2 separate regions of the Homo sapiens genome follow, and region 1 is linked to region 2. Evidence: chromatin loops called from intact Hi-C (ENCODE). Cell type or tissue: PC-3. All regions are shown on one strand. Links, peaks and the distances in the headings refer to the core of each region. The heading gives the core; the rest is flanking DNA.

Evidence for each region. Peaks named below come from ENCODE experiments on the same cell type or tissue, not always from the same donor. Only the 100,000 strongest peaks of a DNase experiment are listed, where the experiment ranks them.
Region 1: it touches region 2 in a loop (3-fold over the local background); 2 of 110 quality-filtered maps call a loop at or near these places.

What each region holds. Positions count from the first base shown.
Region 1 is chr2:189,618,263-189,634,220 of GRCh38, reverse strand. No RefSeq gene overlaps it. Among named protein-coding and RNA genes, the nearest start is that of ASDURF, 35 kb to the left of the region's middle. In PC-3, for the core only: no CTCF peak of the experiment used is centred there; a DNase peak (open chromatin) is centred at 9,350.
Region 2 is chr2:189,544,984-189,560,941 of GRCh38, reverse strand. It overlaps SLC40A1 (solute carrier family 40 member 1), which reads left to right. Exons shown (of 8, transcript NM_014585.6): 8 at 1-352. Among named protein-coding and RNA genes, the nearest start is that of SLC40A1, 28 kb to the left of the region's middle. In PC-3, for the core only: no CTCF peak of the experiment used is centred there; a DNase peak (open chromatin) is centred at 5,501; H3K4me3 peaks cover 530 bases; H3K27ac peaks cover 1,202 bases.

The DNA.
Region 1 (15,958 bases), core at 8,278-10,777, 69 kb before region 2:
GAGTTTTTCAACCTTGGTACCATTGACATTTAAGGCCAGATAATTCTTTGCTGCGGGGTTTGTCCTATGATTTATGGCAGCTGCCCCCAGTCTTCTTGGGACCAGGGAACAGTTTTGTGTAAGACAATTTTTCCACAGACCAGGGGCCGGGGGGAGTAGTTTTGGTATGATTCAAGTGCACTACATTTATCATGCACTTTATTTCTATTATTGCCTTGTAATATATAATGAAATAATTATATAAATTACCATAATGTAGAATCAGTGGGAACCCTTAGCTAATTTTCCTGCAACTAGATGGTCCCATCTGGGGGTGATGGGAGACAGTGACAAATCATCAGGCATAAGATTCTCAGAAGGAGCATGCAACCTAGGTCCCTTGCATGTGCAGTTCACAATAGAATTTGCACTTCTATGAGAATCTAATGCCACCGCTCATCCGACAGGAGGTGGAGCTCAGGTGGTAACTTGAGCATTGGGGAGTGGCTGTAAATACAGATGAAGCTTTGCTTATTCTCCCGCTGTTCACCTCCGGCTGCATGACCAGGTTGCTAACAGGCTGGTCCGTGGCCTGGGAGTTGGGGACCCCTACTTTATAGGATGTCTAGCAGCATCCCTGGCCTCTACCCACTACATGGTAGCAGCAGCCCCATCCTCCAAGTTGTAACAACCAAAAATGGTCCCAGACTTTGCCAAATGTCCCCTAGGGGGCAAACTCATCCCCAATTAAAACCACTTGCTTATTTAGTTCTTCCACTTATTTACATTTCTAATTTCAACTGTATTTTAAATCTTTAATGTCATATGAAATACAGCATACTACATACATGTTCTATCACCAAGGATGTAAGGGATTCTTGCTTTTTAGGTAAATGATGTTATTGGTTTAGGTCTGTATGCTTTTACAATGTGAGCCACCTTACACAAAGTGCAGAATGGTATATAGAAAAAAGTACACTAGAAACTTGTTTTTCTTCTCTCTGACAATGTCACTGAATGTTCTCAATCAAGCATTTAAAACATATTCAACATTCAGTCAACCTAGACTTATTAAGTTACTACTATGTGATTGGCACTGTTGCTACCTACTGAAGGTACAAAGATGAGTAAAATGGTCTCTATCCTCAAAGAAGTCTCAGCCAAGTGGAGAAGCTGGGCAAGGAAACAGCTACACCACAATGTAATAAATATTGTAGCTGAGGAATGGAAATTTGGGAGCTCAGAGGAAAGAGTAACTCTACCTGAGGAAATCATGGAAGACTTTTAAAAGGAAACCAAGCTGGAACAGATGCTTAAGATGAGCAGGAGTTTACCAGGCACAGAGGGAGAACAAGGACTCCAGGCAAAGGAAACAGCCTCTGCAGAGACTCAGAGCCATGGCTTTAGGGGACGATAAACATGGTGGTATGACTGGAATCGGAGAGGTGTGGGGTGATGGCTGGAGAGGAGGCTGGGAAGGCGGGCAGGATCCAGCTGCTGCAGGCCTTGAATGCCAGGCTAAGTTCTCTTAATGGTCTCTCCTATAAGCCGTGAGAAACACTTGAAGAATTTATAGGTGGGAGTACCCTACAAGGATAATCTAGCCAACTGCTGTTTTATTTAGTGGTTACTAATTTGGATATTGAGATGTTTGTTTTATAATTGTGTTTACTGTAACTAATTACAGTTACAGTAAATTTAAAAAAATGAGGGCCAGGCGCAGTGGCTGATGCCTGTAATCCCAGAAATTTGGGAGGCTAAGGCAGGTAGATCGCTTGAGGTCAGGAGTTTAAGCCCATACTGGCCAACATGGTGAAACCCTTGTCTCTATTAAAAATACAAAAATTAGCCGGGTGTGGTGGCGTATGCCTTTAGTCTCAGCTACTTGGGAGGCTGAGGCCCTTGCATCACTTGGGCCTAGGAGGTGGAGGGTGGAGGTTGCAGTGAGCCAAGATTGTGCCATTGCACTACAGCCTGGCGACAGAACAAGACCCAGTATCAAAAAAAAAAAAAGAGTTATATAATAAATCCTATAATGAATAAGTCCTTGTGCTACATGTTAGGGGCAAACAGAGCCATAAAAAAAATCTTAAGGCGCCTATAATTTACTAGGGAAGAACGCCTGGTATGTCATAAAAGTCTGTACGTAGTGAGGAGGCATCAGACAGAGGAGAGGATGATTAATCCTGTCTGAGAGTAAGGGAGTCTGGGAAGGCTCCACGAAACTTTGATGGTGTTTGCCAGCTGGACAAAGGCTGGATGATGCCACCTTGATGGTATCCTTGTTCTAGGAACAGAAAGTCTACTCTTACCTAGGAAGAGTTGCCCTTCATGTTTTGTTTTCAGAAAGTATCACTTCAATCTAAACATTTAGACTATGTGGATACACTTAAAGGTCCATTCAGATCTTTATCAAATGTAAGTTTTTAATTGAGGAATTTCCTGACCATCCCTTGTTTCATTTTCTCTATTTTACTTTTATCACCACATATAACAGACTATGCTGTATATTTTATTATTTTATCTTCCCCCTCTCAAATGTAAGCTGCATGTGTCAGGAATTTATGTCTATTTTGTCTATTGTTATATCCTTAGTGCCTGCTACAGGGCCTGGTGTGGTAGATTTCAGTAAATGATTGTTAAATAAATGAATATAATTTTATTACTAGTTATGTTGGATTTAACTAGAATTCAGCTAAATTCACCATAGCATTACATGTTAAAGAATTCTTTTTTGTTTTTACCAGGTAGGTAAATACTCTCGAAAATGGCTTCATCTTATTCAGTTTTATTCCATATTTCTCAAAAGAGGAGAGTTATTTCATTTTTTTTTTTTTTGCTGCCTGGATTCATACTTAAATTCAAAGTTCATGGGTAATTTTATGACTGCCTGACTAATGTAGTACAATTGTTTAGATTGAAGCAGAATTTATAGATACGTTCAGTATCTATAAATTCTCAATCCCAATAACAAGATTTTACTTTTGAAAGGTCAAAATGTATTGAATCACTTTGAGAACATAACTCAGGTTAATGTGTATTTATTTTACCTCTGTGGAAATGCTTAATATGTTTCTGTTCCTTTTTCCCTCCTTCCGTTCTTCCTTCTTTCCACCTTTCCTCCCTTCCTTCTTTTCTTTCTCCCTCCTTCCTTTTGTTTTTCCTCCCTCCCTTTTCCTTCTTTCACTATATTGTGATAGAATAGTGTTTAAATTAGTGATTCAAAGCAGCATAAATTTATTCTTGATATAAAGGGGGATGAATTAAAACCAAATTGACTTTGCCATCTGTATGTTGCTTTAAATTGAGAACATATATTTGGTAATAGTGAGGGAAGGTGTTGGTGCTGATCCAGTCACCTGTGGTCAGGGAGGGGGCGTCACATGTTTCCTGGGATTCATCTTTCCTAAAGGGAAAAGGTGCTAGCAAGTGTGTGTTGATAGGAGGGTGAGTGGGGAGAGAATGGAAAGGCACCAGATATACAGACACTCCTGAAGTGCCTACTGTAGTAACTGCTGAGCTCAAACAGTGAAGGAGCATGTTTGTCTTCTAAGAGCATTAAAAACATTTTTTAAAAATCATCAGGATAAACAGCCAACCTTTTTCTGTTCATTCTGAAGGTGATATTCTGTTCATCCAGTCTTTTCACTGTTTCTCAGTGTTTATGTTTAGCCTATGTAACATAATCCTTTTTTTTTTTTTTTTTTTTTTTGGGAGACAGAGTCTCACTCTGCCATCCATGCTCAAGGGCAGTGGTGTGATCTTGGGTCACTGCAACCTCTGCCTCCTAGGTTGGATCAATTCTTGGGCCTCAGCCTCCTGAGTAGCCAGGACTACAAGCGTGTACCACCATGCCCAGCTAATTTTTTGTATTTTAGTAGAGATGGGGTTTCTCCATGTTGCCCAGTCTGGTCTAGAACTCCTGACCTCAGGCAATCCACCCACCTCGGCCTCCCAAGGAATTGCAGGTGGAACCTACCATGCCCGACCTATATGACGTAATCCTATTAATGAAAACTGAATTTCAGAATTTTCTGTTTTCTTTTTTTGGCTAAGATCCCAGCTTGGAAAAAGAAAGATTATATATATATATATATTTCGGCTTGATGTCCAAGAAAAAGTCTAGATTGAAATCAAGAAGTTGTTTGTATTATTTTTTTTCTCTTGAAGATGAGCCAACTTGTCAAATGTTTTACATCATGAGAACCACAGTCAGATAGCTTCCTGCTGTCTTAGAATAAGAGTGCGTTTTGGAATGCTGTTTTATTCTGTTTGTTTTCATTCTCCCTTTTCTACTTCCGTCTGTTCTTCCCTGCCCCCAGCCCTTGATGTTGTTTAGCAGCGTATGCTTCCTGTTAGTGTTTTGATTCCTTTTCAGGTTTCAATTACAAAAACAAAATAACTCAAACAATAGGAATAACATAGATGATTCTCTGGAATGAAAATTGAGCTCTCCCTAGCTAACAGGGAGATAGATTCAAATGACCACATGTTTTTGTAGTTCTCCAGATTTCTGTTGGAGACACAGTCTGTGTATCACTACCCATCCAGAAGGCATGTCTTGCGTTAGCATGGAAGACCACTTTTAATCCAGCGTGCCTTCCCAATTCCTGTGTAGAATGAAGATATGAGACTGATGCAGTGCTTCCTGTAGAGCCATACACATATTATTCATTCATCCCACAAGTAAATGTTAGCTTCTTTATTTTAAACTAGGTACTGGGAATATAATAGTGAACAACACAGACAGCTGTCTTTGCCTCAGGTAGCGCATGATGTAGTTAGGCAGAGAACTGAACAGAAAATTACCTTCTGAAGCAATAAATACTGTGACATGGGAAGTGCAATTTGCTGTGAGAGCACATAGGAGGAGCCTCAAACCAGAGAAAGGGTGAGGTGAACAGAGAGAGGTCAGGGCAAGCTTCGGAAGACTTAAGATGAGACTGGAAGGGATACAAATTAGCTAAGCAAAGGATGAAAGAGTGGATATAAAAGAAAGGGAAGATAAAAGTATTTACTCATAATCGCCGTAACCAGTCTTCAATGAAATTTCTGAGTTTTGGAGATATTTACTGATGAGCTACCTTTATGTTGGACTGCCGGCTATCCTCAGCATCAAAGCTGGATGAACAGCAAGTACTGCTGTACCGAAATGGACATGTTAAAGGCTGACTAATTTCTACGTGGGCAAGTCACGTCTTCTACCTTTGGTCATGAATGGTTCCTTCCAGAGCTTCAGTATGCTTTTTCAGGAATCCTCAAGCCTAGCATGATGGTGCACGCCCTTCCATGAAGGCCTATGGCACCTTGGCCAGACCTCTGGGAGCACATGAAAATGAGCTCAGCCATGTCCATAATCCAGGAATTTTCTCCCTTTATTTAAGTGAGTAATGCCTATTTATATATTTAAAAGTTGAGAATAAAGACACACAAAAAGAAGAAATTAAAAATCAATCACCATCCTACTCCCCCAAGCTAAAGTCTGTTAACTTCTTGGTGTACTTATTTGTTTTTTTTTTTTCTATGTGCTTTAGTTTTGGTGTTTGTTTTTTCATTAAAAATTCATACATGCCTATTTTTTAAAATGTGGAAAATACAGTAGAAAGAAAAATTTGATGAGAGTTCCACAACTCAAAGAAAACCAATTTTGATATTTTTCTTTTCCATCTTTATTTGAGGTACAGGCAGTGTTTTCTTTTTTTCATTTAGTTTTTGCTTTGTTGAATTGCTATTTACTTGTACTTCTGAGCTTTGCATCTAAAGTGGAAACTTTTTTATAGTAGCCTTGTTGAAATATAATTCACATACCATAAAATTTACCCTTTAAAGTGTATAAATTAATCAAGTTAATATATTGAAAGAGTTGTACAGCAATCAGCAAATATAATTCTAGAACATTTCCATCGCCTCAACACAAAACCCCACACCCATTAGCAGCATTAGTAGTCATTCCCTGTTTTCTCCCAAGGCAGCCACTAATCTATTTTATGTCTCTGTGGATTTGCCTATTCTCGACATTTCATAGAAATAGAATCACATGATATGTAGGCTTTTGTTACTGACTTTTTTCACTTAGTGTAATGTTTTCAAGACTCACCCATGTTGTAGCATGTATCAGTACTCATTTCTTTTTATTGCCAAATAATATTCTATTGTATGGGTATGCCTTACTTTACATACCCATTTATAAGTTGATGAACTTGTAAATATCCATTTATAAGTATACATATCCATTTATAAGTTGATGAACACTTTATTGTTTCTGCTGTTTGCCTATTATGAGTAATGCTGCCGTGAAGACTCATGTACAAGTTTTATGTGGACATTTGTTGAAGAGGAACATTTTAAAGGAAATTTCTTTAGAGGGTTATTCTGATGATGGCAGATGAAATGTTAAAATGTGATTGTTTGGAGCCTCAGCTAGATGCTTCTATTTTCTTTCATAATAAATAAAAGAATGTAAAACATTCTTATAACATTAAAACACCAACCTCCCAAAATATGTAGGCCACAGCCACTCCATCCCCAAGCTCCAGCCCATTCGTGCATTTTTAAATTTTTATTTATTTTATTATTATTATTTTTGAGATGGATGATCACTCTTGTTGCCCAGGCTGGAGTACAATGGCACAATCTCAACTCACTGCAACCTCCGCCTCCCGGGTTCAAGCAATTCTCCTGCCTCAACCTCTGAAGTAGCTGGGGTTACAGGTGTCCGCCACCACACCCAGCCAATTTTTGTATTTTTAGTAGAGACAGGGTTTCATCATGTTGGCCAGGCTGGTCTCAAACTCCTGACCTCAGGTGATCCACCTGCCTTGGCCTCCCAAAGTGCTGGGATTACAGGCGTGAGCCACTGCACCTAGCCCTTCATGCATTTTTTATTAGCCCTCTATTAGGTGTGGGGTATAGAGCTTAGTATCCTATGACTCCAGGGAGCCCATTCACATTGTATTCGATATCAGAGTCATCTATATGAAGTGAAAAATGACCCGTGGAATTAAGCAACACGGTGAGCCCTAGGTCTAGGCACAAAATTTGCTTCAACATTTTATTTTACATGAGAAAGAGCTCCTCATCTCTCCCACTGGTATGCAGTGAATGAGTTTTGTCCTCCTTTTTTTTTTTTTTTTTTAAGATGGCATCTCGCTCTGTGTGGCCAGGCTGCAGTGAAGAGGCTGGATGTTGGCTCACTGCAATCTCCGCCTCCCGGGTTCAAGCGATTCTCCCGACTCAGCTCAGCCTCCCGAGTAGCTGGGATTACAAGCGTGTGCCACCACACCCAGCTAATTCTCGTATTTTTAGTAGAGACAGGGTTTCACCATGTTGGCCAGGCTGGTCTTGATCTTCCGACCTCGTGATCCGCCCGCCTTTGCCTCCCAAAGTGCTGGGATTACAGGCATGAGCCACCGCGCCCAGCCTGTCCTCCTGCTTTTTCATATGGGATGGATCCTGGGAAGGAGAAACACAGTGCAGGAAGCAGAGTAAGATTGGGGAAATCCTTTCTTTACTCCTTTGTCTTAAAACTCTGCCTGATTGCTTCATCTTCTTTATGTCTCTAGAGATAAGCAAAAACCTGGAGGTCACGGATGACTTTGATTATATTCCTGGAGGAATCATTCAGCCCTTGATTAGGTGTCTTTGTTCTGTTCATGCCAAACATCACCAGACAAGCAGTCACATCCCCTGAGTTCCCCAGTACCAGATTTTTCACTTATTGGGTAACTCAGCCTTTCTGAACTTAAAAAGTTTCCTTTAAGTTCATCATCAAAAGAACTTAAAAAAAAAACTTAAAAAAAGAACTTAAAAAAAAAAACTTTAAAAAGAACTTTAAAAAAAAGAACTTAAAAAGAAATAAAGAACTAGTAGCTCCATTCTCTCGATAGCTTCTTTGCCTTCTTTGACATCCCTTGAAGTCTGTGGCTTTAATCCAGATGACATGAAGTAAGAGAGTCCAATGGACAGAAAAATGATTAAAAGTAGGCAAGGTTGAGAACCCACTTGGTATCTCTGACTGCTTTGGCTTCAAAGTGTTGAACTGGGGCCCAAGCCAACCTGTGGAAACATTGCTCCAGGGAGCAAGGTGTAGGACTCACCTGTGGTACATGAACTGTTGTTGTCTCTGGAGGAGGTCTGTCAGTGCTCCAGCCAGAGCATGAAAATCACGTGGTGGTGCCTCAACCTTGATGGTTGAGCTGTGTACAGAGGATAATTCCTGCATCTTGTCATCAATCATGGCCAGAAGGAACATACCAAGGCCATCATCCCCAGAGAGGAGAGAGGGGCATACCATATCTGACAATATTTCTATAAACATTATTTTTGGGCTGAAATACTAGGCCATTACACGTTTCCACCAGGATGGTGCCAATATGCTCACAGTGCCTGATGAGGCTCCAGGAGGTGGCGTCCAGATCAGGTTGTATGTGGGTGGAGCAGACAGGATTGGGGATAATAGGAACATTACCTTTCCTTCCAACCAGCTGGTTCATTCTTTTGACCCCTTTTGTTCTTCTTTCTTCCTCTTTATTTAGTAAAACCCAAACCAATTTCTCACTTTCTGCCTCATTTTCCACTAAGCACAAAGAGGCAGCACTATGAATGTTTCCACTATTGATACCTGGGTGATACCTTCATTCAGCAATGATGTCAATTCAGGCACCTTGAGTAGACTCCTTGGGGAGAGGCTTCATTCTCTAACGGTGCCTACTTCAGAGGGATATTGCTCTGATGTATTTAGAGTTTGCTTCCCAGACAGATTAACACCACAGATACAACAGACCCTTAAGCAAACATACCCTGATCATACACTGTACCCTGGGCCAGCCCACAATCTAACACAGCAATATTGTCCACCACCCAAACTCCCACCAAATGTGTATGCAGCTCTGGGTTCAAAGGTATTGGAAACCTTCTTTAAAATGCAGAAAAACCACAGTATTCAGAAGAAATTTTTATGTTCCTGACGCACTATGGAGCTAGGCTTTCTTGGAGTGGAGGTGGCAGCATGGAGAAGAGGTGGGGAGAGCCTGCCCAGGTCAAGAGTCAATTTTGTGTATCAAGCTTAGAATCCAGGTCACACTCTAGTGGTGGAAAGTGACCCAGCACTACATGAAAATACATAGAGATTGCATGTCCTTGTCTTCTTTTGACTCCTGGTCTTTTTCTCCCCTTTCTCTGTCCTCCTTCTGACATAAAGAGGAAAAGGAAACTATAGATACTGCTTTACCACTCTTATTCCACCGTGAGTACACAGAATCTCATAATCAGGTTACTATGCACATACATATCAGTGCCTTGCACACTGAGCTCTTTTTACCTTCTCTGAGGTGAGTGAAGAAGGGAAGGTCTGTAACCTGAGAACATGACTATTGAGAATGAGTCACTGTTCACTTGACCCAGGTGGGTGAAAAGACCCAGCAGCCCCATGCTGCCTACTCCCTTGGCTGCCTACCACTGAGCAGGGAGGATGTGCAAACCTACTGTCAACCTCCCTCCCAACCTGTGGTCACCTCTGAGAAGCCAAAGCAGGCACTCAGGAAGAGCTGAGGAGGACTCCTTCCTTCCCCTGAGCTCAAACTTCTGCGATTCCCAAAACAATACTCCAAACACAGTAGAGACAGAAGATAGCACTCAGTTACTAGAAGAACAAATATATTTGGAAAGAATAAATATCCTTGGTTATGAGAAACATAACAGAGACCAGGTTTTTCAGAGGATGTGGTAGCATGTGGCTATTCTTGCCTAATTGTACAGAAACATTTTGTTGATGGAAATTTCCCTCCTCAGAGGAGATGGAAGACTTTCTTGTTGACTATCCCTAAAGACAAAGCCAGGGACAGTGAAGAGGGCAGCCTGAGGAACTTCTCCTCTTTCGCCCATGCTGGCAGGGCCTGACTGGGGAAATGGGCTCCCTGGGGCTCCTGGAATGGGGATGATCTGGACATACTGCCTGACCCTTGAATCTGACAATTTTGTGGTGGATGTCCAGAGACATGAAAACCGAATATAATTATCCTACTGGATCATGTTCTAGATGGGAAAAACTCAGGAACTAAAAACCAAAACCCAAAGCAAAACACAAAAACAAAAAAAAAGGAAAAGCTTACATTCATGGGGACTTTATTGTGTAAATTGCCAAGATTTTAATAAAGACAATAGATAGAGTTTGTATCAATGTTAAATTTATTGTATTTTTTGTGTGTACCTAAGGGAATATCTTTTTTATAATACAAAAAACTGTAGTATTTAGGAGTTAGGGGTAAAGGGCTATATGCAACCTACCATTAAATGTTTGAAAAAAATTTATTTCTCTATCCATCTGGATAGAGAGAAAATGAGAATGTGAGTGAGCAAGAGAGTCCAAGGGGCAAATGGTTAAGAGGGTAAATCTGTGTAATGGGTATATATTTATGTAACTTTTTTAAAGGTTTGATATTCCCAAATTCAAACATATTTCTAAGAATCCCTCAGATTTTTTTCCTGAAAGTACAAAAGTTAATAAATTTTTCCTTCTTATCTACTGTTCTGTCATTTACCTGTGGGTTTTTGGTTGTTATCATTGTGGAAAATAATTCAAATGTAGGAATTTAAAAGCTATTTTAAGGTATGGGTTGTTGAAGACTTAAATCTCAGCACCAGCTACATTAGTGCAACTAAATTTTAAAGATTGCTAAAGTCAAATACTTGTATATTGTTTCTTAGAGAATTCAGCAGTATGTGCCCTGAGAGCTATGTTCTTCTTAAATCAATATTCTTAAACTGATCTTCTTGCCAGAAGAAACACATTTTACTTAATTTAGTTTTCTTTCACTTAATGGTCATTATTTCAGCTTAAGATTGTCAAAGAAAAGAAGAAGAAGAAACTACCACATTTATTGAGCATGTCTTATGTGTTGGATGCTGTTATGTGCATGCAGGCATTTAATCTTCAAAACACTTCTGAGGAGTGCATAGTGGTGCACCATTTTACAGATGATCAAACTGAGGCTCTGACGGCTTAACTAACTTGCTCAAACTCAGCTGCTAAGTGACTGAGCTGAAATTGAGGCCCTATCTGACCTCAAAATTAGTACAACTCTTTCCATTGAGCTATGCAATTTCAGAAGTCAACTAAATAATAATCTAAAATACTCAGTTTCAGTTTAACTCATGATCTAGCATTTAAGGTGAGGCCCATGATACTGTTCATTTAATGCTCAGTTTACTACATATTTTAGAAAATCAATTGTTTTTGCTACTATTAACTCCGTAATTCAAGCAAATTGTTACCAACTAATTCAAGAAAATTTATTTTCACTCAGATGCTCCCTAATTTTGCCTGAATAACTATCAAGTATGGGATTTATGTAGAAAAATTTTAACATATATGACATTTTATGCCAGAACGGTATTATATTATTTATAATGGTCTTATATTTTTTAATCTAGCTTATATTTATTTGTTATGGTCTTATATTATTTAATCTGGCTCATATGAAGTTATTTATTATGCCAAGGAAAATATCTGAATATGGGACAGCCAACCCAAGGTAGATAGGTTACCCGGAACTGACATGTTTCCACTCAGTTACCTTTTGTGGTAAGAAAAGAGAGTTTGCAGAACCACAATAGTGAGTAGATAATCACACTTTGAATATATTAATAACAAGAGGAACTTTGGAAGTTGTACAAATACATAAATATTAAATAACATGCTCCTGAATGACCATTGAGTCACTGAAGAAATTAAGGAAGAAATAAATAAAAAGTGTTTCCCTGTCCCCACTACCCCTTATCATGAACCCTGTTTATTTCCTTCATAGCACTTACCACGGTTTGTAATTATCTCTTTAATTTCTTTGCTTACTTGTTTATTGTCTGTCTCAGTTACGAGGCTGTAAGGTCCTCAGGACTGAGAACTTGGGTACTTAGTTCACTAATTATCACCAGCATCTGGAACAGTGTCTGAGAAGATGGAAATAGCATTTATTGGATAAATGGATTAGGAAGTTTTCTGTAGATCCCAAAGTGCATTTTCTTCAGTTCCCTTATCTAAGCCTGTTTGCAAAAGCAAGAATAAAAGACAGATTACTGTTACATTGCATGTGCCCTCAGTAGAAATTTTGAGTCTTTTTTCAAACAAAATAATTTTCCTGGAAGCCAGCTTTTGACATGAAATTTTATTTTATTTAACTATAGTAGACTTCCAGCAGTTTTATAGTTTGGTCTCAAATAACTTCTTTACCATCTGCTTTTAATTTTGAAGGGACCCTCCCTTCTTTCCAAAATACATGTATTAAAAAACACATTAAAATAAAACTTAGGTCATTTAGAAAGAGAAGCATATGTGTTTTTAAAAAAATGTGACCTGAAAAGTTAAACATTAATTATTCAGTACTTTTTAGCAACAAGGAAAACAAAACAAAACAACAAAAGGCTTCATCATTTTGTGATAGTTGCAAATAATGACCAGAAGTTTCCTTCTGAGATACACACATAGTAAAAAAAAAAAAAAAAAAAAAAAAATTAGATGCTCTAAAAGATGCTGAAGAAACATCTTGGTGAAGAATACCATAGGCCTCTAACCCCATCAATAATATTTGAGTCTTTGGTTTACCTGTGGTGTAGCGATTAATAGCAAGGAATTCTGTTCTCCATCTTTTCTTTTTTATATTCAAACATAAACTATTCTCTAGTGGGAAACAATAATTTTTAAAATACATTTTTTATCATTATTCTCACAAAATGGTTTTCAATTTTGGAGACCAACACAAGTATGGTATTGTAAAAGTTCTTAGGAATGAGCCAGCACATATTTTATATTTTAATTGTGTTAATGACATGAAATTTAAAAGAACTGGCAAAATCTGCCACAATGTACAGTTTTAATCTATCATGAAAATGTGTTATATGACCATCTGGGAAATCTAATCAATATAGAATCCTTGGACCACAATAAAATAAAGGAATCCTAGAGGCCATTGAACTCATTTCCTGTGTCAGAGAGCAATACAATAAAACAATTCTAGAAAGTAAAAATCCATTCCATTTTAATGTCTTGAGAAATATTACTTCCTAAAAATGATTTTATTCTGGGATAATAAAGTTATCATGGCATAATATTGTTGGATTTCTACTGCGTTGTCCTTGAATTACAGGACTTAAAAAGACAGAAAATTGGATTTTTAGGAATTTCAAAAACCAAAGAGCTGAGAAAGAAAAATGCTTTCTCCTTCAGAAAAAGAACAGCAGCCTAAATAATATGCAATAAAATTCTTGTGGCATCAGGCACACAGGGTATTTAACCAACCAAGACATTTTAATAAATCCATTTATTCTAGCATGTAACCCACACAAGACTTTTGATGTCCTTTTTTAGTCACGAAGCACCCACTGTGACTTGTCACCATTGCAAGTATTAATTATGGTTTCTTACTCAAGAACACTTGACAAAGGAACACCTTGTGTGCAGGAAGGCCTCCCCTCTGGTCTCCTGCCACTAGGCAGAGACCTCTCCTACCTGTGATACCCTGGCAGCAACTGTTGCTCTTTCTCCCTTAGTTCTTGCTTTCTGCTGATATCCCTTTCTTAAGAAACATTAGGAGAGCTTGAAAATACAATCAAGAGAATTCTTCACATACTCTCCTCGTCATAAAGGACAATGTTTAACAATAAGCTCTCGCCCATCATCAAGGATTATTCAGTTATCTTAGAGGCATGCACCTGTGTTTGAGACTAGCTACTTACTATTTGGTCCAGAATTTGGGAAGTTACATTTTAGTTTATAGATTTGTCTCCAGTAGAGATGCAAATTATTTCTGTCTGGTATAAAAGGGAACTTAAATGTTATGCTGATTATGGTTTTATTTTCCTGAAAGATATTTACCAGTTTGTTATTTAATCTAGGAATCTTATTCTAGCATTCTTCCTCAAAATGCTGATATATATTCAGTTCTTCAAAATGTTCTTTGCACCAGCTATAATGTTTTTCTGGTTCTCATATTAGTTAATAGGTTCAATAAAACCTTTATTCATTTGCATTCTTAATTTGTATGAATCATATTTTAACTTTTTGAAAACTTTATATCTTCTTTGGAAGCTTCCCATTGCTATTTCCAGTGGAGCCACAGAATCCAGGCCCTGCCCATCCCCTCATCTTTTATTCTGGTATTGTTTCCTTCCTACATCAACATGGTGTTATACAGCCAGCCTCCTAGAAATTTTTATAGGTCTATATGCTCCCGAGCCTGTTTTCCAAAATTCTTACACAGTTTTTAAAGAGAAGGGCTCAGATTTAGGGATTTATCTCACAGATTTTTGTGGATTTATCTCATAGAGTTAAACCTTTATTTTGATTCAGCAGGTTAGAAACACTCTTTTTGTAGAATCTATGAAGAGACATTTCTGAGCCCATTGAGGCCTATAGTGAAAAACCAAATATCCCGCGATAAAAACTAGAAATAAGCTATCTGTGAAAATTATTTGCGATATGTGGATTCATGTCACAGAGTTAAACCTTTGTTTTGATACAGCAGATTGGAAAAACTCTTTTTGTAGAATCTGTGAAGCAACATTTCTAGGCCATTGATACCTATAGTTAAAAACCAAATACCCCATGAAAAAACTAAAGGCTTAAGAATCCTTCAGTGTCTTGGGCTTTAAAATATCCTTAATGTTGTTTCTGGCATATTGTAAGTCAAACTGGCTTCCTTATGGGGTTAGTCAAAGGACTTTAACACACCTATTTTGGCATCTGTGGCAAAATGTAAACAAATTCCAAGCATTCAAGGTTGGAGGTTAGTAAGATGGTACATATCTGTTTACTTTGCCTTCCCAGCATGTATCTCTCCATCTAGTAACAGTACCCTGATTTTACTTACTTACCTTTAGAGTCTTAGTGGGAGTTTTAGTTAGAATGCTCTTTCATCTCTTAGGCGAGAAGTGGGCACATGACCTCAGCCAAGTCAATAGATGATCTGGAATTTGAATCTTAAATAAGTAACATGTTATCTGAAATAATGAGTGTGGTTCTTTCATCCCAAGGACAGGACCCTCAATCAGGGTTAAGTTGTCATCAGTTTAAAGTAACGGGTTATGAGATATTATTTGTAAGCCTCGTGGTAACCTCAATTCAAAAAACATACTACAAATACACAAAAAATAAGGAGCAAGAAATTAAAACATACTACCACAGAGAATCACCTTCACTTAAAGGAAAACAGAAAGGAAGGGAAAAGGGAAGAGAAGACCACAAAACAACTAGAAAACAAATAACAAAATGGCAGGAGTAAGTTCTTACTTATCAATAACAACACTGAATGTAAATAAATTCTCCAATCAAAAGACGTAGAGTGGCTGAATGGATTAAAAAAAACAAGACCCAACAATCTGTTACCTACAAGAAACACACTTCACCTATAAAGACACACACAGACTGAAAAATAAAGGGATAGAAAAAGATATTCCATGACAATGGAAACCAAAAAAGAGCAGGAATAGCTATGCCTATATCAGACAAAATAGATTTTAAGACAAAATCTACAAAAAGAGACAAAGAAGGTCATTAAATAATGATAAGGGAGTCAATTCAGCAAGAGCATATAAGAATTGTAAATATATATGCATTCAACACTGGAGCACCCAGATGTATAGATATATAAAGAAAATATTGTTAGAACTAAAGAGAGATACACCCCAATACAATAATAGCTGGAGACTTCAACAGCCCACTTTCGGCATTGAAGAGATCATCTAGACAAATCAACAGAGAAATACCAGACTTAACTGGCACTATAGACCAAATGAATCTAATGGGTATGTACAGAACATTTCATCTAACAGCTGCAGAATACACATTCTTCTCCTCAGCACATGGATGTTTCTCAAGGATAGACCATATGTTAGGCCAAGGACAGGACCCTAAGGGACTGTCAACTGGTTCCTGACATCTAAATATTCATAGCTGTCTTGATCCTGTCCTAATAGGGATCTAATTCTT
Region 2 (15,958 bases), core at 4,381-6,880:
TTTATTTTTACTGTTTTATACCCAGAAGTTATTTCTACATTGTTCTACAGCAAGAATATTCATAAAAGTATCCCTTTCAAATGCCTTTGAGAAGAATAGAAGAAAAAAAGTTTGTATATATTTTAAAAAATTGTTTTAAAAGTCAGTTTGCAACATGTCTGTACCAAGATGGTACTTTGCCTTAACCGTTTATATGCACTTTCATGGAGACTGCAATACGTTGCTATGAGCACTTTCTTTATCCTTGGAGTTTAATCCTTTGCTTCATCTTTCTACAGTATGACATAATGATTTGCTATGTTGTAAAATCTTTGTAAAAAATTTCTATATAAAAATATTTTGAAAATCTTAATTTTTCCTGAATTCTGTTCCCCAATTATTTAACAAGGCTTTTGTTACAGAACATCTGTTTTGGGTAACTTGTTTTTCTCTATAAAGGGCTACAGTGTCATGATTTTTAGTGTTATCTCCCTGTTCATATTTCTAGTTTATGGTGGACTGGATAAAAGTGTAGTAGACATGAGGCCCAGCACTCTTTCTTTGACTTTGAATATGTCACACTAAGCACTTTTAAGTTCTCACTTCTATTTTCCCTTCTGTAAATTGGAAATGATAGTAAAAACAACCCTACCTACCTTTCAACTTTCCTGGTTGAATGAAATAAGAGAAGCCATGTGGAATTACTTAGTGAACTACAAGACAAGGCAGCATTTTTACTAGAGGTTGGACCTTAGTAATGACGGGGAGCTGAGGAGAGATGTCTGCTGCCTCTAGAGAGAGTAGAGCCACATTCTGCATAAAGGAAACATTTATTGGGGACTTGATCTAAACTGTTATCAGTCCTAGGGATTCAGACTGGACTCAGACATAGTTGATCAGAGCCTCCTTTCCTTTCTCCTAAAATTGAGAACTTGAGAGCATTTGGCATCGCCCTGCAGCTACTGATCTGTTCATGATGTTTGTGCAAACTAGATGCCTCTGTTAGGTTTGGCTGCTGTCTTGAACTGGCTCTCTGCTCCCTCCCACAGGGGTCAAGGCTGGGATTGAAGATCTGTCCTGAATGTTTGCAGCTGTAACTGAAGGCCTATGACCTTGAAAAATGAACAGAACCACATTAGCAAGGGGAGGCCTCAGCTCTTAATATGGGCATTTTGCCATTCTGTGCATCTAGTGAGAGAGGCCCTGTGTAGGAAGAAGAAGCATGGAGTTGAAGAGTTAATAGGAATTTTTACAGCTGTTGCTCTTACCTTTGCAGACTACTGCTCAGAGCAGGAAGAGGAAGGAAGTGGAAAAGAATCACTGCTGGTCTGGACAGCCTTTGTTGTTTACTTCCTCAGACCACAGAAGTAGGGCAGGGGTAGGTGACCTGTGTGGCTGTGTTATGGGGGTGCTTCTAAATATGGGGTCAAACTCAAATAACTGCAGAGCCAATTAGGTCATTAAAATGAATGAAGTAGATTTGAAATAGGAAAATACTCGTTTTATATGTAATTGCATTTTACCGAAGTATTTAATTTTGTTCCCACTTAAAAACAAATTCATTACATTTTTTTTCCTGCTTTTCTCTGTTGCAGGCTTCTTACAGTTATTAAGTTGGTTCTTTCAGCATACACACCCTTTGTTTGCATATTAAACATAGGTAAATCATCTTCATTTCTATAAAGAAATATCCCCCTTTTTTGGAAAATCTGGCTTGATTTTTTTTTTTTCCTTTTTCCCTACCCTTTAAGAAAATAAAAGTGTAAATAAGAAATTACTTTACTGTTTCCCATAAGACAAAAGACAGTACAAGAGGCATGCTAAATGACACATGGCCTTGGCAGTCCTACTGGAGTGGTAATAGGGTACACCCAGGTTAACGGGTCAGCTGTAAGCACTCCCCATTGCCATGCTGGAATGTGGGTCCTGTGTTGTCAGATCTTTTGATCTTCAAAGAGGAGCTGGGGATTCTGGAATCTCCAGATTCTTTTTTGTTTGTTTGTTTGTTTGTTTGTTGTTTTTGAGACAGAGTCTCACTCTGTCACCCAGGGTGGAGTGCAGTGGCATGATCTGGGCTCACTGCAACCTCCGCCTCCTGGGTTCAAGCAATTCTTGTGCCTCAGCCTCCCGAGTAGCTGGGGCTATAGGCCCCCACCACCACACCCAGCTAATTTTTGTATTTTTAGTAGAGAAGGGGTTTCACCATGTTGGCCTGGCTTGTCTCGAACTCCTGACGTCAGTTGATCTGACTGCCTTGGCCTCCCAAAGTGCTGGATTACTAGCGTGAGCCACTGCCTCTGGCCTGGGATCTCCAAATTCTTAAATATTGACAACTTATTTGAAAGTGCTAAAAATACTTTGCTAGCCAAACAAAATACATGCCATTTTAAAAGCTTTTCTCTCAGGGGATTGTTTGTGAGCAAGGAGATAGAATTTAATTAAAGCTACTAAGTGTAGGAAGAGAGCAGAATGAATGGACAAGAACTGCAAAGTAAGGAGAACAAGAAAGAACTGGGCAGACATTTGTGGTAAAGAGTATTAAGCTATTAGGCATCCTTTATTGGAGGTTCCTTTAGGTCAAATGATCTATGTATTTATTACTTGCCATACTGATGTAAGTACGAATTCTACCACATAGTTCCTTTAGTCCATGTGTTTGCACTATTGGGCTATAGGATAATGACGTTTAAAAAAAATTAAAAAGCTTTCAAGTTGCCAGAATCATAAAGATGGTGCACTCCTGTTTTGAAAAAGAAAAAAGCACCAAATTTTAAAGAATGAACGTCCACTTCTCCCATCCCACTCCCTGAATCCTCAGAAGTACCCACTGTGAACAGCTTAGGGTTTGTTCTTATAATTTGTTTTTACTGAAGTTTTGAAAACAAATCTTTTTATATCATCATTCGGTTTCCTTATCTCTGTCTGCTGACTATTATTATGTATTTTTTCCCCACATTCTAAGGAAGGTTAAAATAAAAGTCACGTTTGCATTAAGACTGTTGATATAGAAATTTAAAACTTTAATAGAACAGAGGAAAATAGATACACAACTTATCTAGTCTAATATTAATATTTATTGTGATTAAAAATAAATTTAGTCCACAATTCCTTTCAGCCAAGACAAAAGATCACTGAGTTTTACTTTTCTCTCTCAAATGATACTTCAAACTCTATGATGTCAGTTAAGTATTGCTCCTTCTTTTTATAATGTTGTCTTCCTCTTGATCCACCTTCCAGAAAAATCTTTGCTATCGGGAAATTTTTCTTTTATAGGACAGCAATTCAAGAATAGAGTTGAAAAGTTAGAAGAACCTTGTGACAACACATACAGAATTAGCACAAGTCTGAACTGGCTACACTTAGTCACACTTTAAAAGTTAAATGACTTTTTTTCCTTATAAGGAGGCTTGTTTTCAAGTCCAAAAGGGAGTAAGTATTTTATCTAAAGAATGGACAAATGGAAGATCAAAGTACAACACAAGTAAGTGCTTTATTTTTTTTTTCATGTTCTTTACCCTGGCCTCTATGTAGGTTAGTATATATTTTTCTATTTGAACATTTTCCTTATTGCATTTTGCTGGGAGAAAAGTGCACTGCAAAGTTTTTGAAGTAAATATGTTCAAAATCAACTTGGTGGTTGTCCTAAACTAATGTATACAATTGTAATGATGATAATACAGAAGTTAATCTAATTAAATAGATTGAAGATGTAAGAGAATAGATATATTTTATGGTAACTAAAACACTTCAAAAGAAATCCATGTTTTGAAGAACTATGTTATAAAGACCTTATAATAAGTGATCTCAAGCAGGACATGGGCACATATTAAGTCCTATCTAAAGTAATATTTGAGCTTAATGTGAAGATAATTAAAAGAATGCCAATGATAGATTTAATATTTTATTTAATACTATGTATTAACTAAATAGATACATATCTTCTTACCTATTAAATCCCAGGTATTTAAGTAAAGACACTCCAGTGGAAAGGAATTAACATTTGAACATCCATTATTTGTCAACACTTTATTCATTTAGTCCTCACCATAACTCAGTGAAAAAGATATTGTCTGTGCTTTATAGTTGTGGAAACAGTTTTAGAATAAATATCATGTACTTGTGCAGCTAGTAAGTAGCAGAACAGAATCTAAAATGATTTCTGTCTGTGTCCAAAGGCTTTCTCTCCTCCATATCCCATAACCCTGGCATGAGCTTTGTCTAATGAGAAGTGCCAGAAAATCCTTAATATCCTAAGGGGCCTATTTGTTTATGGCAAATGAGGATTTCTAGGGTGGAATCATCACCAGATCAAAGACACATTTCTGGCATAAAAAAGTATTAATAGGGCCGCGGTGGCTCACGCCAGTAGTCCCAGCACTTTGGGAGGCCGAGGGGGGCGGATCACGAGGTCAGGAGTTCGAGACAAGCCTGGTCAATATGGTGAAACCCCGTCTCTACTAAAAAATACAAAAATTAGCTGGGCGTGGTGGCATGTGCCTGTAGTCCCAGCTGCTCAGGAGGCTGAGGTAGGAGAATCTCTTGAACCTGGGAGTCGGAGGTTGCAGTGAGCCGAGATCATGCCACTGCACTCCAGCCTGGGTGACAGAGTGAGACTCTGTCTCAAAAAAAAAAAAAAAGTATTAATAGATGAGTGAGTACTGATACATAAGCCCTAGTACAAAAGGCTGTAACACAGGTACAAGCCATTCTTTCCGGAGTAGCTTAGATTGACAGATAAGGAGAACCAGTGAGGAAAGTTGGCAGAAGGATCTATAAAAAACAGCTGCTCCTGTCACCCATGCAGAATACATTTGCAGTGAAACTGACATGGTGACATTTGCAAGTGAATGGCTGAAGCAAGTTAACAGTTAGGATGGGGGTAGTACTCTTGGTGAAGGTATGCCCCACCACAACCCCTGCCCAGAGCACACCCTCCTGTTCTGATATTGGGAGTGGAACCCTGATTTACTTTTGCGCTCTCTGCCCATGTATCTTAAAGAAGTCTACCCAATGACATGACTTGCCCACTAGCACAGAAATCCTTCCAGTCGGTGTGATATCTGTTAAGAAAAACCCCACTTAACAACAGAGGAAATCCACACGAGCTACTTGAATTCATCAATCTAGTCTTTCTCTCATGAGTTTGTGCAGATAACCACTGATGGCCAGATATCTGGGGAAAACCAGCAGCATCAGATAGGGCTAAGATGAAAAAAGAAAGTCATAGACCAACAAAAACAGGTTATTTAGGGAAGAAAAATTTTAAAAAATTCTAGTTAATGTCCTCAGAGATTGATGAAAGAATGGTATCTATAAAGAAAGTACACGGTTTTATGCAAAAAGAGAACAAGAGGAAATTAAAAATATGATTGCCCCTCCCTCCCTCCATTCAATAAAAGGCTAGGTTTAAAAGTAGAGCAAACAGACAAAGTAACTATGAGAGAAAAAAAGTGAGAGATCATAAAGATTAATCTAGGATGTCAAATACCTTTCTATTGAGAAATCAAGTAAGAGAGAGCAGATAAACAGAGGAGCTGAACGGGGGGTGGGGAGCATAGGAGGAGAAGCTGGACTACCTTAATGCAATGATGAAGCGTTTATATGTTTCTTGTGTAATCTGGAAAAAAAGCAACAAGAAACTTTAGGAAAAACACAAAAACTTGTACAAGAAAGTCATGTTCCAGACATGAAACAAAGTAAACTGTTTCATATGGCATGATGCTGAGGAATTACTGGAGTAAAAGAAAAGAAAATTAAGTTTACTTTGATTTTTTTTTTTTTTTTTTTTTTTTTTTTAAGAAAAGGTCTCACTCTGGCTCAGGCTGGAGTGCAGTGGCACGATCTCGGCTCACTGCAGCCTCCAGATTCTCAGTTCAAGAGATTCTCCTCCCTCAGTCTCCCGAGTGGCTGGGATTACAGGCATGCACCACCATGTCTGGCTAGTTTTTTTGTATTTTTAATAGAGACAGGGTTTCACCATGCAGGCCAGGCTGGTCTTGAACTCCTGGCCTCAAGTGATCCACCCACCTCAGCCTCCCAAAGTGCTGGGATTACAGGCATGAGCTACTGTGCCTGGATACTTTGATTCTTAAATCATTTCCTTTGAGTGGCAAAGTTTTCCTTACATAGGATTACATTTCTTTCTCCTGAGGTTTAATCATAATACTTGATTTTGCAGTGAATAATATCAACATAATAATAATGTTCTATATGCTATTCCTTTCTAACTTTTAGAATCAACCAGTAAACAAAGCTTAGAAGACTTAACAAAATAAGGACAAGACTTTATAAAACAAAACTTTATTAAAAAAACAAGACTTTATTTTAAAAACCAAGACTTTATTTAAAAACAAGGCTTTATTTTAAAAGCCTTTATATAAACAAGACTTTGCCAGGTATGGTGGCTTATGCCTACTGTAATCCCAACTACATGGAAGGCTGAGGTGGGAGGATTGCTTGAGGCCAGGGGTTCATGACCAGTCTGGGAAACATAGGAGACTCAGTCTCTGAAGAAATAAAAAATTAAAAAAAAAATATGCTGTGCATGGTGATACGCACCTGTAGTCCCAACTACTCAGAAAGATCACTTGAGCCCGGAATTTGAGGCTATAGTGAGCTACGATGCACCACTTGCACCCTATCCTGGGCAACAGAGGGAGATATTGTCTCTAAAACAAACGAACAAACAACCCACAAGATTTTATATTAAAAAACCAAAAAAACCCAAGACTTCATAAAACAAAGATAGGGTATACTGTAAATGTTATAAATACCAGTAATTTAAAAGTCAGGTATAGTTAACAAAACCTGGGAGTTACAGGTGAGAAGAAGTGAAGGATAGTGGAGCATTCATACGTTCTCACTTTGTGGAGAGGAAATTGAGATACTTCCTAAAATTAATGAAAAAATAAAGAGAATTTAAGCCTATTATTTGAAATCATGAAAGATAACTAATAAAAAGTTATACAGTAACCAATAAAACCTGAGAGAATGGTCAGGGAGTAAGCAACAAGTGAGATGAATCACTTATCTTTCACAGTGGGTCATTGTTTTAGGTTGCTTAGAGCTACATTAGTAGTATTGAGAATTAGATGTAGCTGGTTTAACAGCAGTCACTTTAGTAGGTCCTAATCCTTACCTAAATCTTTTATCTATACGTTTACTAACAAGCTCATTCTTCTCAAATACATATCTTAATGAGCCCAGTGGTTGACTTAATGGGAGAACAACTTATACCATTCATTTGGAAACACAGGTTTAGGAAGATATAAGCAGACTTTTTCAAAAGTCTATTATTGTGATGTGTTAATAGTCATTAAATTGACTGTAAGACTGCCCTCTTTTAAAAGTGAAATATGTATTTGTGTAAAGAAGAAGGAAAAGACTGTATGATCTTAGAACTAAGTTAATTGAAGTATAATATAAATATATGTCAAAATGTGTTATAAATTATGTTATACTGTTTTCTTCATGTGCAAATGTGTTGACTGTGGCTTGTAGGTTATTTGCATCTGATACTTTTTTTTCACTCTTCTCAGTTCTAATCGTCCTTTGTTTTTCTCTCTTTCCTGGCAGCATATCATTCATATTCTCAGATGTTTTGCAGTTCTTAAAACTCTTAGATCTTTGATTTTAAGCAAACAAATGCTTAGCAATGCATACAGGTCTTATAAACAGTTTTATGCAATATGTTATGTTCAAAATGGTGACACATGTTTAACATAACACATTGTAGAAATTCCAAGTTTAACTTCCAAAGATCAAACAAATACTCAGACATGAATCAACCTGTCAGTGTCAACGTTTATAAAATAAGAGTCACAGTTTTCACGTGCTTATTAAAAACTGGTGTTTTCATTGGCTGGAGGAGTGTGTGAAAATCACACCCTTCTAAACACAGGGAAACAAACTAATGATGAGATAACTACTTGAAGACCTAAGGATGGAAATAATGCCAAGTGCTTATCTCTGGTTAGTCTAACAATGGGTAAAGCTGTAACTTCATTTAATACCAGTATGTCTTTGAATTGTTAAAAGCAGTAATAGAATCATCAACACCACAAAACCAACACCATCCCTTAAAATATGGTTATGAATATATTAACAGTTTGGATAGGGAGTTTAGGTCTTTCAGCTTTTAAATAATTTCAGTTAGGGGGTTCCTTTTAACCCTTTGGGTAGGTAACATACTGGGTACCCCAATATGTTACCTACTCCCCTCTTCCATGTATTTTGTATTTTACGTTACTAAATAATAATAGTTACAAGTTAGAGACCGTTTCTATCCACAGTTCATATCTGTAACTATGGTCCAAAAGTGCTAACCCCAGAATAAAATGAGTGATCTGGCTAAAGGAAAACATCACATGGTGAACTGATAAGAGGAGCTTATTGTGAAAGTCTCTGAATATAGCGTAGTGCCAAAACATTGTTTTTCAATGTCAAAATAGAGTTCACTGGAAAATTTGGAGCTGAATTGAGGCATACTTAAAATAGAGCCCTCGAGCAAACGCTCTTAGCTATTCCTCATCGCCAGTCATTCCTGTTGCTGGGTGAATTATTCTCATTTCTAATTTGCAGATACAGGAAGTGAGAGTTTCAGAAAAGTAGACATATTCCCAGTATCAAGTTAGTGTCAGTAGCAAGCAAGACTTAAACAGCAGTACTTCCAATAAGAATTCTGAAGGATGTTAATTTAGTGGGACCTTGAACCTTGCTTAAAGGTAGATCCATATAAATAGGTCATTACTTTGTATTTCCCCACAATTTATCTAGCTTATGAAAACTACTGGGGAAAAATACACATCTTAATCTCATAAAACTCACACCTACTCCCTCCTACAATATATAATTTTAGGGGAGGCTAGTTTGAATTCCCAAATAGGTTGAGTCATTGGTGCCTGCTATGTGTCAGTCACTGAGCTCAGCACAGGAAAAACAAAATAATAGGATATCAGATGTATTTACTGATGTTTTGTAAGGAAAGGCAAAGCATACAAATAAATATCTTTATATTGTGATGTGGAAGGGCTGTGGTGATGTGTATAGGCTGCTATGGGAGGTTAGAGGGCAATGTCCAGACCAACCTGGAGTAAGAGAAGGCTTCCTGAGAAGACATGCTTCAGTTGTGTCTGTTCTGTTTGGGTAGTGGTTTTTTTTGTTTTTTTTTTTTTTTTGCTCATTCAAGAATTCCAAATAATCATGAAAATATAAACAAGAGAGTAAAACTCACCCAAAATCTCTTCACGAAGATCATTGCCGTTGACATTTTAGTGAATAACCTTTCCAGGCATGCATGTACATGTGTTTGCATACCCATAATTTTATAAAAATGTTGCCATACTTCACATGTTATTCAGTATCTTGATAATTTTTCATTCAACAATATAACCTGGATATCATTGCAGAGCAATACGTTTAAAATCATGTTACAATTTTTCGTGGCCATATAGTATTTTATCATACTTTATGCCTTTGTTTAGCCAGAGGACAATTAGGTTGTTTTCTGTTTTTCTGCTGTTTTAGATAATGCTATAATTAACATCACTGTGTTTACAGCTTTGGGTACTTGAGCAATGATTTCCACAGACAGGTCCCTGGAAAACTTGCTAGATCATAAGTTATACACATTTGAAATTTTGATTCATAAATGCCAAAATTCTCTCCAGAAAAGTTGTGCCAATTCGAATCACCATTTTCCTACACCTTTGTCAACATCAGATTTTGTCAATCTATTATATGTTTGCCAATCTGATAAAGAATTTTTATTTGAATGTGCATTTCTTTAATCAACAGTAAGGTTAAACTTTTCAATTTCTTGCCTATTTTTCTGATTTTTATGAATTATACATGTTTTTCATAGGCATGTTTATCATCATCTGATTGGTAAAAGATCTTTGTATGCTGGGGATGTTAATGTTAGTCTGTCGTATGCACTATGGCTATTTCACCTCTTTGCTTATTTGACTTTAATTTTGGTTTAAAAATATTTATGAATTGGGTCTATCAGTCTTCTCTATTTTGATTTCGAGTTTTGGGTGGGCTGTAAAAAGGTCTTTCCACATAGAGTTTTTTTTTTAAAAAACTCATATTTTTCCCTGGTACTTTTACAGTTTTATTTAAATAAAATTAAGCCATCTAGAATTAGCTGTGATATAAGAAATAAAGTGGGGTTCATATTAGTTACCTATGTCGAATAATCTTTTCCCTTGCTGATATAAAATGCTGTATAGTAATTAATAGGTGCTGGAGTTAGGCTGCCTGGATCAAATACTGGCTCCATTACTTACTAACTGGATGAATCTGTTTTCTCATTTATAAAACAGGAATAAAAATTCTATGTATCTCTTGGAGTTGTTTCCAGGATTCATACATTAGTGTATGTAAAGGGCTTAGAAATAATATATGACATATAATAAGAGCCCACTAAATAGCTGTTATGGGATACCAAATTCACATGTATATGTGGTACTATTTCTAGACCTTATTGTTGCACTCACTGGAGTCTAGAAATTCATGGGTCAGTACCAGTTCTACCTTTATAACATGCATGGACAAGTTCTCATTCTTTTTCAAAATTTTCCTCATTCTTTTAGCATATTTATTTGTTTATTTATTTAGAGATGGAGTCCCACTCTGTAGCCCAGGCTGGAGGGCAGTGGTGCAATCTCGGCTCACCGCAAACTCTGCCTCCTGGGTTCAAGCGATTCTCCTGTCTCAGCCTCCCGAGTAGCTGGGATTACAGTCACCCATCACAAAACCTGGCTAATTTTTGTATTTTTAGTAGAGACGGGGTTTCACCATGTTGGCCAGTCTGGTCTCGAACTCCTGACCTCAGGTGATCCGCCTGCCTCGGCCTCCTAAAGTGCTGGGATTACAGGCTGGAGCCACCACGCCCGGCCAGCATTTTTATTTTTCTATATGAACATTAGAATCATTTTGTCAATTCTTAACGAGCTCATTGAGATTTTGATTGGCAATACAGAGAATGTTATTTGGAAAAGTTGACTTCAAACCTTTTAATTTTTCTTTCCATTAAATAGCGTGTCTTCCATTTATTCAAATCTTTGTGTTACTTTATGGTTTTATTTATATGGGTCTTCATTTCTTAATACTGAATATTCTGAGCTAAGTCTTGAAGGATGAACTGGAATCAGCAAAATAGAGGGAAAAAATCGTTTAGTGGCCTCTCTTTAGTTGCCAGAAGTCATAGTTATACTTGGAACACTCCTACTTTTAGAAATAACATTCTTTAGTCAGTCCACATGAGATACAACCAGTGAACTAAACTGGAAAAAAAAAAAAGATGTGGTCTTTCCTGCAAAAAAGGCGAGTGGGGCAGACAGCCAGTGTGAGAAATATTTATGCAGCTGTTGCCTGAACTAGTCCAAAGAAACTTCTGGTGACTGTTAACAATAAACATGTTTAGCTTGCTAAAAACCTATTGATTTATTTAAGAAAAATCCAAAGTCTAATATGTTTTCAATCAGTGTGTATGAACCAAGGAATGTGAATGTTGGTGAATGTGTGTTTGTGGGTGTTTTGAACAGAACTCAACCTAGGCAAGTTTGTGAAGTAGTTCCAGTTTTCCTTCATTTGCCATTTGATCTCATTTTTAGCCCATCTCACCTCAACCTCAGAACCACGGCCTTGGAATACCACTGCTAGGGTTTAAATTTCCTGCCCAGGTACTAACTTTCTGTGTCCTGTCCAAGCTAACACTAAATAGAACCCTCTCCCTCAAATGCTGAGTCATGGATAGCTGATCTTAGTCAATCTTTGCTTAGCTAGGGATGAAATAAACATCAATAGACTCCCCTGTCCTTAAAGTGAAGTAATGTACCTTAAGGTACTTTTTATCCAGAGTTCTTTTTCAGACCTCAGAATTTTAAAGACATTCACGATCTCCCACCCTGTGACTTTTTATTACTACTCTGTACACCACCTAGGAGTATAGGGTTGCCCTTGCTACTCCCCCAAGCCTTTAAAAAATATTATATATATTTGGATCAGGAGACTCATTCTATTCTCAGGGCAGACTATCCAACCTACAAGCCAGCTGTTGAAAAATAATACTTTTGTGGCTTTTTCTCTGCTCTACAAGCTGGATTGGTCTTAGACTTCCTGTGACACAGCCAGGAAGAAAAAACTCATCCAGAATTGTCCTCATGCTAATTACATTTTATTCATTTCTCCAACTTCAAAAATACTGGCAGTTCCAGTAATAAAGTGGTTTCTTCTTTCATTCAACATATACTTACAGAGAACCTAGCAATAATTGTAAGAGGCAGGAATAATATGACAAATTTTTTTAAAAGATTAATTAATTAAGCAAAAAATATTTTTAAATGATCTAAAATTAGATGTGATGATGGCTACTCAACTCTGAACATGCTAAAAGCCTTTCAGTTGTATACTTTAAATGGGTGAAATGTATAGTATGTGAATTATATCTCAATAAAGCTGTTTTTAAAAAGCCATAGAAATCCAAATACCTCAGTGCCAAAAAAAAAAAAAAAAAAAGAAAAGAAGCATAGTTATCAGCTTAATTTGATAGAGTAACCGACTGCTATGAATTAAAAATAGCTAAAGTAGCTTGAGTGGCTGCTTTGGAGTAGGCCGTTTATGTACAGTCTCTTTTAATGTTCATAGTAAGCTTTTGAGGAAGGCAACGCTTATCCTTATTTCATAGATGAGAACTTGATGCGTAATGAGGTTAGATACCTTTGTCAAAGCTAATGTAGTTACTAGGGGATACAGTTGGGATCTAAGCCTAGACACCTGCCTCCAGCGCTTAACCTCTGAAACACTGAGCTAATCTGAATACTCAGAACTGGTTTGGTTTTTGACTGCCCTTCACAGTAAACAACAATTATCCTGAATATTGGATCATTTCTGAAGACCCAGACAAGTTCTTTCACGTAGTTGTGGCTTGATTTTGAAATAGGATCTACAAAACAGTGACTTATATACAATTGATTTTCAATCTATAATTTGGTAGATATTTTCTGGAAATAATAATGTCTATCACATTTTACAACTTGAATTACATTTTAAAGTATCCTAGGCTAGAGCAACTTGCTGTGGGAAGTGATCCCTATGCCTCCTACATAGATACAAATGGTGAATATTTTTCATACTCATTTACCTACATTTTTAGATTTCATTTGTTTCAAGCAAGGTACTCGACAACTGTTACAGTATCAAGTTCTTCTACATTTTTAGAAATCCCAGCATCATTGTAATTGAATATGTATCCCACCAGCTGAGGGGAAACCAAAGATGTCCTTTTGAAGAAAGTAGTCTCCCATCCCTCTGTAGGTGAGTTCAGACTCCAAGATAAATTAGAAATATAGACCAGGATGATTCATTGTCAGCTTGTGGGGAAGCCCAAGAAGACCAACATTTATTACTGACTGTTCAATTTAAATAATTAGGCAAAGCTAAGCCTTGTCTCTTGCAAGAAATCTTGTACTAAAGAGCAATAGAAATAACTATGTTTGCAAATTTTGTCTATGGGGACGTTCTTAAGACTAAGATTTAAGATTACTTTTTCCACTTTCAATAGAGTTTATAAGCATATGAAGCTTCCTTCTTCTGTTTCCCACCCCTCTTTTCCAAGTCCCCAGCCATTAGCAGCCTATGGAACATTTGTAAGAGAGGTGTTATGACGTTTCAAAGATAAAGTTACATAATCTAGTGGTTAATGCAAATTTAACAAGATATTTAAGATCAAATAATAATTTCAACCTTCTGCTCATATATTGGCTGGGAACACAATTTCTTGGTGTGTTAAGTTGATTTTCCAATACAGTTTTTAGTTTAAATTAACAGTCTTTCTTGGTTGTCTATTCGAGGCCCAGAACAAACCATTGTGAGGGCTTATAGAGATGAATAAAATAGAATCCTCACTTTCTAGGAGCTTACAATCTAGCAGACAGAATAGATAAGCATGCTAATAACTCTAAAGCAAGGCCTATTGGTAAAGGCTGTCAGCTACTACATTTGTTGAGTGTATGCCATGAGCCCATCTCTTTATTAGGGCTCATGTTAAGTGGAATAAAAAAGGATCAAATAAAATGCTAGCCATCACAGATCCTGTTAGTCTGTCAGAAAACGACTTTATGTAGAATATGGAATAAGTAAGTCTTTGGCCATAAAGGATGCATAGTTGGGAATAATCCATTTCTATCAAATCCTTTAATTAAAAAAAAGAAAAGAAAGGAAAAGAAAAGAAAAGAAACAAAGAAAGTTGTCTAGTTTGGCCAAAGAAGAGTGATGTGGTTTGGCTGTATCCCCACCCAAATCTCATCGTGAATTGTATTTCTCATAATCCCCACATGTCATGAGTAGGACCCAGTGGGAGGTAATTGAATCATGGGGGCCGTTACCTCCATGCTGTTCTCATGATAGTGAGATCTGATGTTTTATAAGGGGCTTTCCCTCTCCTTTGCTCTGCTCTTGTTGCCGCCAAGTGAAGAAGGATGTGTTTCTTCTCCTTCTGCCATGATTGTAAGTTTCCTGAGGCCCCCCCAGCCATGCTGAAGTGTGAATCAATGAAACCTCTTTCTTTTATACATTACCCAGTCTCAAGTATGTCTTTATTAGCAGTGTGAGAATGGACTAATACAAAGTGGGTACCTGTGCAGCACTGGCAGGTGATGAGGAAAACGAGAAGAGTATATCCACAGTATAGCAGTTACAAATACTGGTTTAGAATTTATGTCTCAGTTTGAAATTTATAGAGAATGGGGGAACAAATGTTTTTCAGCTGAACTTTTGGAAGGTTAAAGCGGATGAACAGGGAATAGTTTAGAATGCAGCAAAGAGAGGCTGAGATAACAGGGAGCAATTTAAGCCACCCAGGTGAAAAGTAATGAGGATCTGGACTAGGACGACTCAGAGGCAGAAAATTTACATATCAGAAACAGAGACAACACGGTTCTAGAAAAACGGGATATAAGAGAACAAGAGAAAAAAAAAAGTATGATGACCACAAGGTACATTCTGGCTGAATGCAAGAGTAATAAATTAACAGAAACAATGTAGTAGGAAAAGACGGCTGAATACAAGAATAATAAATTAACAGAAACAATGTAGTAGGAGAAGATGGCTCAAGGAGAATGAGATGATGTTTTCAGTTTTAGTTTTACTGCCGTTCAGATACAAACAACTGGAAACATGAGTTTGTAGCTAGGTAGAGAAGTCAAGGCTAGAAATAGCAACTTATACAGAATCAGCTGCCTAAAGGTGATCTTGGAGCCAAGGAATAAATGCAGTCCCAAGGGATAGAGCAGGGAAAGAGGACAAGATCAGAGTATAATATGGAGGAAAGTTGACTCTCCTCACCCTGGAAAGAGACCAGGGTGATGCAGCCAAATTATTCCCATGGTTGCCAGTAAACCACTAGAATCTGGAACAGATTCTCTTTCAGAACCCTCAGAAGGGACCAACCCTGCCAACATCTTGATCTTGGATTTCTAGCCTCCAGAACTGAGAGACAGTACATTTATTTTGTAAGCCACCTAGTTTGTGAGACTTTGTTAAAACAGCCCTAGCACACTAATACAGGTCCCAAAACAAATAGGTTAACAATGTGTATCCCCACGTGGTGCACTTTGACATCACATGTACCACAGAGAAAAGAGTGACTTAGTTCCTGAAACAATGTATTCATGGCCAGTCGCGGTAGCTCACGGCTGTAATCCCAGCACTTTGGGAGGCCGAGGCGGGTGGATCACCTGAGGTCAGGAGTTCGAGACCAGCCTGGCCAACATGGTGAAACCCCATCTCTACTGAAAATACAAAAATTAGCTGGGCGTGGTGGTGGGCACCTGTAATCCCAGCTACTAGGGAGGCTGAGGCAAGAGAATTGCTTGAACCCAGGAGGCGGAGGTTGCAGTGAGCCGAAATCGCGCCATTGCTCTCCAACCTGGGCGACGAGAGCAAGACTCCATCTAAAACAAAAATAAAACAACAA